Linked DNA regions of Homo sapiens: all the other regions are linked to region 1. The links are chromatin loops, found by intact Hi-C in ENCODE. Cell type or tissue: gastrocnemius medialis. All regions are shown on one strand. Region 1 overlaps AUTS2 (activator of transcription and developmental regulator AUTS2). Region 2 overlaps AUTS2 (activator of transcription and developmental regulator AUTS2). Region 3 overlaps AUTS2 (activator of transcription and developmental regulator AUTS2).

Region 1 (2,500 bases):
CTTCTTCATGTTTTGACTCCTACATAGTTCAGAATAAGTCACTTTGGTCTTTTCTTTGCACATGTTCACTTTCTAATATAGTGTCTTCTTGGGGAGACTGTTTTATGGGGAATATGTGAGTTCATGTGTTAGCTGTGGAGCCAGCCTGCCTGAATTTGAATCCTGACTTTTCCTCTAACTGTGTGACCTTGAGCAGTTTCCTTAACCATTCTGTATCTCAGGTTTTAATCTGTAAAATAAGGATAACGGGAGTACCTAGCTCTTCAGATTGTGAGGATTGAATGGGATATACACATAAAGCTCTCAATGCCTGGTGTGTTAAAGTGTTCGCAGTTGTTACTTTTTTAAATGTTTTTACTACTTTTGAAATTTAGTGTTCAAGGTGAACTTTTTACAGAAGAGCCAGGGCAATTGGATGCACTTTGGGGGAAAAAAAAATCACTTGCCTCATCCCCATCTTCTCCATCGCAGTGAGGACTGTTCTCAAGTGGGCACACAGGACACCTGTCTCCTTCATCTGCAAGGCCCCAGTGGCTGTGCTGGGGTTTGAGGTCTCTCGTTCAGACCAGGTATGTGAGGGCTTGGTTATCATGCACTGCTCCTGAATCCACCATCTCCATGTCCACATCCTTGGCAGGGAGACCAGAGCCAACTGGGAACTCTGCCACCTGGAGAGACCTTTGAAACACTGTCGCCACCAGTGTTCCATTTGTGTGTTTGCAGAATGCCAAGTAAGCACATTCTTTTTCACCCTCTGACATGACCTCAGGGTTACTTTCTGTGGCTGTTGACAAATTTTTAGACATCCCAGTTTTATCAGCGGAAACCTTGAAGAGTGACAAATGGTTCTTGGAAGAGTTGGTACATACTATAAAAATGTCAGCTGGCTCATTTATAACCCAGTGATGTCCAGTGTCTGAGCCGTGCTATCAGCATGGTCTATAGATAACTCACCCTCACGATGCTCCGCTCTCCCCAAGTACTTTGTGCAGCTGTTCTGGTTGAAGACCCAGTTGACATCTATAATAGATATCAAATGGAGAGCCTCTTATTTTATCACTCTCTGTGTTTCAGCACTGGCGGTCCCCATGGACTGTCAGAAACAGGCAGCCAGCACGTTATGGGAAAGGTGACTTGCTGAGTCCCTGTGCCCTGAGGACATTATTAAGTGCTAGGGAACCTTGTTAGCTCATAAAGTTGGTTCAAACCAATTATTGTTCTGCGACCATTACCATTGCCAAGAATGTAACTCTTTTAAATTCTTGCCCATAAAGCCGATCTTTCCATTACATTATATCATAGAGCAAGACTTCTGATCTGGCCGCACTTGTATCCCACCGGCTGCAAAGACTAAACATTGCATTTGCTGCTCAATATTGGTTACCCTTCAGTGCTTCATGGAGGCAGCAAGACTGCTATTTATAGATTTACTTTCTGTCTCCCTAGTTCAGCACAGTCAGTTTTGACACACTGTCCCAGTAATCTGATCAGCCATGCTGCTTTTAAATGAAGGTCTAGGCCTTGGCCTCTGCAGAGAGGGTGACAGCTGTCAGATACAGATAGTAGGCTACAGATCCTGGCTGCTAAAACCCTCTCATTCATTCCTGTTACAGATCATTGACCACAGCTTGAAGCCATGCTTTACAGTTGGCCGATTAGTTGGCAAGAGATCTACATACTGTATTAGCAAGGTCAACCACTGAGATAAAGGCAAAAACGTAAACCCCTGCACTATTTTTAAACCAGTAGCCATTTGTTAAAGCTGGTTATTTTGGTACTTGTCTCCGTTCCCCTCTTTTTTTTTTCTCCCAAAACAAAACTCAAGAAACTTGTTAAAACTCTTCGGCAGCTAACGAAGATGCCTCAGATAATGAGATGGTTCAAACCTGAGAAGGAAAGATGAGGTCTTTCTCAGAAACTCATTTAGGAACCTCGGATAGGAAGCCGTGTTAGCTGTGCTTATACCTTGTTTTAATCAGAACGTGTCTGGAAATCTTAGTCCAGGGAGACCTGGATGAAAGTGCAGCCAGTTTGAGTGCTCTGGCCATGACAGTAGGTTAGGCAGGTCTGGCCTAGAAAGAGGTAAGTTATGATTCATACAAGTTTAAATCCTCGCTCACTCCTGAATGAGGTGGTTGGGCTTGGTTGTCAGCTCAGATGATTGGACCCATTTTGTAGGTGTTTCCTTCTCCAGAGTCCTTCCTTCCCCCAGCATCTTGTCTGTAGGTATTCTAAAGCCAGGCATTATTCAACACACTATATTGGACTTGTGTAAAGAGAACTTGCACCCTGGGAAACCTTGTGTTAAAGTGATTAATTGACTTCTTCATATTCAGTGAAGATCCTTGCTGTTTCAGAATCGACACAAACGACCAAACCTTCAATCTCATCTTTACTCAGAAAGGGGTCCACCTATAAGATTTTGAACTCTCCTTCACCATCTGACCAGCCTCCTCTCTGCTTTCACCTCTCCTATGCCTTCACTCCCACTGAACGTTCC
Region 2 (2,500 bases), 120 kb after region 1:
AAAGCACCCTGGAGGGCCAAGTGGTTTCAGCTGGTCAGCTAAGCTGCCATGCCATCGTGCTCTCAGTTTACCCTGTAGGGGATGGTGCAGGAGCTCAGGCAGTTTCTTCCCTGTAACACCGATTTTGCTAGAACAACAAGATAAGAAAACTGTTCCATTTTGATTGTTCCAAAAGAAACAACCTTTTAATGTCTTCTCTAGAACATTTCATGTCCACCTTTGAGCTATCCTGGTATTGTCTAAACAGCTTCAGAATGAATGCCGCCTCCCTGGAGGACCACAGCTGGGTATTGTGACATCTTGTAAGCAACTGGAAAATCCATCTCCAAACCTATACCTTCTGAGATGCCTTTTCTTTTGACTTCTCAGGAGGCAGTGGTAGAGAAAAATCACTGTTACCTATATTTTTAAAAAGACTTGTATAACACCACATTGTGCTACCAGTTTGGGGGAGGGGGTGATGAAGCTAGAGAGAGAAGGCTTCTTATTTCCAAACTTAGAGGCTAGAGGAGGGGGAAGTATGCCATACAGCAAGCACCCCCACCTTTTTTTTTTTTTTTTAACTTGAGAGGTTTTTCAAGAGTGCCATGAAATCAAATAGTGATAGACATGCAACTTCAAAGAGGCAAGGAGTGGCCATCATTACTTTAAACCAGTCTGCATGTCATTCATATGTGGTGTGCATCTCTCCCAACCCCTGTTCTCTTCCTCTCTTCCTCCAGCCACACTCCAGGTAACGGTGGCACTGGGAGGGGACTTAGAACTGAAGTTTTCCTCTCACCCCACCTTGGTGTGCCCACTGTACTCCACAACCCTACCGGTTGCAACCTAGGGCTTGCTTGCTCTTTTTCTTGTACTAGGAAAATTGCAGCAGCTTTTCCTCTGCACCAAGGAGGGACCTTGTCAAGCTGCAGGTGTGGAATTAAAACTCCAGATGTTTTCAGAGGGTTTCCTCGCCCGGGGTGCGTTCTGGTGGGAGTGGGTTGCTCAGGGGAATCTGCTGAGTGCCTCATTTCTGGCCATTCAGTCCCCCACACCCTCTGGGGGCACTGCACTGTGCTCTAGGGGATACAGACACGATACATGTTAGGATGATAGACGTAACTGCTGCCCATGTAGCGAGGCTTTGCCATTGCTTTCATTCTTTCCCTACATTCGGTGAATGCCAGGGGAAGCAACAGGCTCCACTTTTGTGGATGCAGGGTGTGCACGTGTCAGAGGGTGTGAGGAGCTGGGAGGAGAGGATTTCTAAGTGGCCAGTTCATGCTCTTAAGTTATTCATCAAACCGAGCACACTGCGGTCAGTCGGCTGTGGTGGGGAAGGAGGTTAGGTGAAGACCTTTGTGTCTGAGACCCAGACCGTGATCCCCGTCTCCATTTTCCACAATGCAATGATTATTTTGTATTGAGCGCCTACTATGTGCCAGGCCTTTTACATACATGACTTTACCACTGAGCCCTCACAACCGCCCAGAGAGCCTGCTCTTTGCAGATGTGACTGGCTTGGTGGCAATTCAACCCCAGGCTGCGGGCCTAGTGGCCTTTCCCTGCCATGGCGCAATCTTGGAAGCGGCAACTGCGGGGAGGGCGAGGAGCGGTGCAGTTTCCGCCGCGCCCGCCCGCAAGGAAGGCAGCCGGGGGGAGCCGAGGGCTCGAGCCGCGGGGGGAGCAACAGCTGTCGATGTCGCGCCTGGGGACCGCGCCTCCGCTGGGCCGACCCGGCGCCGGGGACGAGAGGAGGGGCGGCGAGGGGCGGGGCGCGCGGGGCGGGACGGAGGAGGGGCGGTGGCACCGGCGGCTCGGGCTCGGCGCGCCGAGGAAGTCCCGCTCCGAGAGCTGCGAGCGTCTGGAGGAGGCGCGCTCGGCGCAGTCGGGGAGCGAAGTCCGGAGCAAGGGGCCCCCGCGTAGCCGCCGCCCCCTCCTGCTACCGTCCAGCCAGGGAGCCCGCGGCGGCCGCCGATGGAGTTCACTTGAGCTGTGAACCGGCGGGAGAGGCAGGCGCCCGCAAGCCGAGCGCGGGCCGGAGCCCAGCCAGCCCCGGGCGCTCACCCGCCAGCCCGCAAGCTCCGGCCAGAGGCGCCGCCGCCCCGCGCCCCGCCGTTGCAGCGCCTCCTGGGCCGCGCGCCGGCGAGATCCGCACAAAATCCAGACTCCCGGAGCGGCTCCCTCCAGCACCGCGGCGGGCCCAGGACCAGGCAGCCCGCGGCGCGGCTGGAGAGGCGGGACCGGCTGTCGGGGAGCCCCGGGCGGCCGCCGGGGAGAAGCCGCCGCGCGCCCTCCTCCTCCTCCTCCCTCTCCCTCCTCCCTCCCTCCGCACATGGTCTCCTTTGTCCTGTCGCCGCCGCCGCCGCCTCGCTCTTAGCTCCGCGCGCCGCGGCGGCGGCTCAGGCCGCTCTTCTCCGCCTCGCCCTCCCGCCGGCCGGCCCGGGACGCGCCTTGTTAGCCCCCGCCGCGCCAGCGCGGCCCCGCGCGCCGCAGGAGCGGCGGGGAGACAGTGGCG
Region 3 (2,500 bases), 88 kb after region 1:
AGATATTATTTTGAAAATTTAAAATAAATTTGAAGAGTTCTCTTCTACCAGTCTTAATTTCATGGAATAGTTTAAATATTATTTAATTCCATGGTCTAAACTATTGGCTCTTATTGTCTTTTTTTTTAATATTATGTATATAAAATTAGGAACTCATTTAAGAACAGCAAGAATTGATTTAATCTGTGAGATGCCAAATGGAGCTAATCCTGAAATACTTTCTATCTGTAGAGATTGATAGTTTACAAAGCACTTTCATACATATTATTTCAGTACTTTCCATAACTATTATCTGCATTTGACGGATGAAGAAATAAGGGTATAAGAGCTGAGGTGACTTGGCCAGGATCCTACCAGCCTTCACAGAGTTGGCACTGGAGCCTGGGCCTTCACAGCCTGCCTCTGAGACACTGTCCTGTTTCTAGCACTTAAGTTCCAGTGTCTATGGCAGCATGCAATAGGATTACAGGAGGACATCGTAGCCACAGATAACCCGGCCATGTTACCTGTTCATTTCAACCTCTGCGACTAGGCCCAGATTTCTCAGGACATTTCCTTCCCCATGAGCTGAATTTTAACATGCAAATGTCACTCACATCCTACAAGCTAAGGTGTATGGGTTTATGCTGGGACTAGGTCATATCTGTATTTTAAAAATCCCAGAACAACCCCAGCAGTGGTTTTAGAGATGAGGAAGAGAGGAGACAGAACAAGTTCTGCTGGTTACCCTGCTCTTGGACTTCTCAGGTGCTTCATTAATATCATCTCTGATGGCATTTTGATGCCATTTTTCTGATGGCATTTTGCAGCTTGCCTCAAGTGTCCCTTCTGGTTTTCTAATGTAGGACAAAGCCCAAGGATGAGTGGCTGCGGTTGCCAGTCAGCATTCTCTGCAGATGTCTTTGGTGTGTGTAGCTGGGGTTAACCCGCCGTCTTAATGTCTGCCTACTCGGTTTTGCATGCAAGGATACATTATACAAGAAAATTCCATCGAGATCATGTACAAGTAAAATCAGCTTATTTTTTCCGAAGAGGCAGGGGAGCTACTTCTTAGCAGAGTGAGCTGTAGAGTCTCTCTGGAATGCAAAACACAGACCTTTGTATTAGAAGTGAAATATTTAGATAGGGATCATTATGGAGCTCTTTTTATAGCAAGGCAGGCCTGAAAAACAGAGAGAGAGCTGGGAAAGGAAGCACAAAGGAGGTAATAATATCTGATTAGCTAAGCAGCTGGATAACTGAAGGAGAATTTGTTAAAAACCTATCAAGACATCAAAGCTAGATGTGAGTTGCTCTGTTAGCCCAGGCCACTTGTGGAGCCATCTCTGGAATATTACTGAGCATCTAATTTGCTGCTATTTTTTCCCCTAGCGTCACTCCTTCACTAAGGGATCTGAGCTGTAACCTGACCTGTAGCTGTCATCAGGGCTTTTTTTCCATCCCTGTCATGGCATGGGATCCCAGTATGGAGAAGCTTAGTTGGTATTCAAGTCATCCGCATCGTACTTGACCACGTGTGAACAAGTAACCTCATGTTTCTGGGGACAGGCAGGGAGAAACTTGAGAACTTGATCCCCTTGGGGGCCCTTGGAGGATTGCTTCCACCAAGCCCTGGGTTTTGCAAGTGACTCGTTTCCCAATCTATGGCACATCCAAGCCTCTTTGGTTTTCTTTTTCCCTGTTCACACGGATATATTTGAGGCACCATACTCTATCTGCCCAAGAAAGGAAGAGGGGCAAGGAAAACCGTGTAAGTCATGCTTGTTTAAATATTTTGGCTTCTGCCAAAGCAGATATGAGAACAATTGGACTATAATGAGAGTTTTCCATTGGCCTCAACTATCCTGGACAGTTGAACGCCAAGCCTAGTTTGATAGGTACCTACTATGGACCTGGTGGAGCTCCTTCTTAAAATTAGACAGTGTGTACTGGCCAGAATGTCTCAGCTTGCAGCCTGAGGATGATTATGCTGATCCTGGAGGCCCTGGGGAACTGTCTAGGGCACTAGGGGTGCCTGTGCTAACAGCAAAAGACCACTCCCCCCCAACACCACACTTGCACATGCCTCATGCACAGAGGAAGTAGGTGCCAGGTCTTTTCAGAGAAGAGCTTCAAAGCCCTGCTGCCACCTACGAGAGCCTTTGATCCATCTCTCGGCTGAATCCAGCCCCTCACGGGGCTGATCCGCTTTGAAACCAGAGCCAGCAGCCCCTCTACAACTCCCTCTGAGTTACCTCACACAGACAAGAGCACAGGCTTCTGGGGGGCTTCTTTTTATCTTCCCTAAATTGCGAGAGGTACTTCTTTCAGCGTTGTCCTATAGGATTCTTAAGAACTGCCGGGGAGATGTCTTAGGGCCAACACAAAGAATTGCAAACAACAGCCCAGTGTCTTGGAAACTTTCTCTACAGTTTAGTACGGATAAACCACATGCAGATAGAAAATAGGAAGAAAAGGAAATTCATGGTAAGCCTGCGTATTTTCTTATTTCGGGTGCGAG

The links. Peaks named below come from ENCODE experiments on the same cell type or tissue, not always from the same donor. Only the 100,000 strongest peaks of a DNase experiment are listed, where the experiment ranks them.
Region 2: it touches region 1 in a loop (4-fold over the local background); 4 of 110 quality-filtered maps call a loop at or near these places.
Region 3: it touches region 1 in a loop (11-fold over the local background); 4 of 110 quality-filtered maps call a loop at or near these places.

Annotation. Positions count from the first base shown.
Region 1 is chr7:70,568,108-70,570,607 of GRCh38, forward strand. All of the region lies in intron 5 of AUTS2 (activator of transcription and developmental regulator AUTS2), which reads left to right. It overlaps LOC124901669 (a long non-coding RNA gene), which reads left to right. Exons shown (of 2, transcript XR_007060376.1): 1 at 1-2,500. Among named protein-coding and RNA genes, the nearest start is that of GALNT17, 560 kb to the right of the region's middle. In gastrocnemius medialis, no CTCF peak of the experiment used is centred here; DNase peaks (open chromatin) are centred at 644 and 1,494; H3K4me3 peaks cover 482 bases; H3K27ac peaks cover 1,408 bases.
Region 2 is chr7:70,692,219-70,694,718 of GRCh38, forward strand. All of the region lies in intron 5 of AUTS2 (activator of transcription and developmental regulator AUTS2), which reads left to right. Among named protein-coding and RNA genes, the nearest start is that of GALNT17, 440 kb to the right of the region's middle. RefSeq lists silencers at 1,468-1,517, 1,608-1,967, 1,978-2,317, 2,418-2,500. In gastrocnemius medialis, a CTCF peak has its summit at 1,558; a DNase peak (open chromatin) is centred at 1,633; H3K4me3 peaks cover 1,384 bases; H3K27ac peaks cover 1,163 bases.
Region 3 is chr7:70,656,292-70,658,791 of GRCh38, forward strand. All of the region lies in intron 5 of AUTS2 (activator of transcription and developmental regulator AUTS2), which reads left to right. Among named protein-coding and RNA genes, the nearest start is that of GALNT17, 470 kb to the right of the region's middle. In gastrocnemius medialis, no CTCF peak of the experiment used is centred here; DNase peaks (open chromatin) are centred at 1,510 and 2,069; H3K27ac peaks cover 1,358 bases.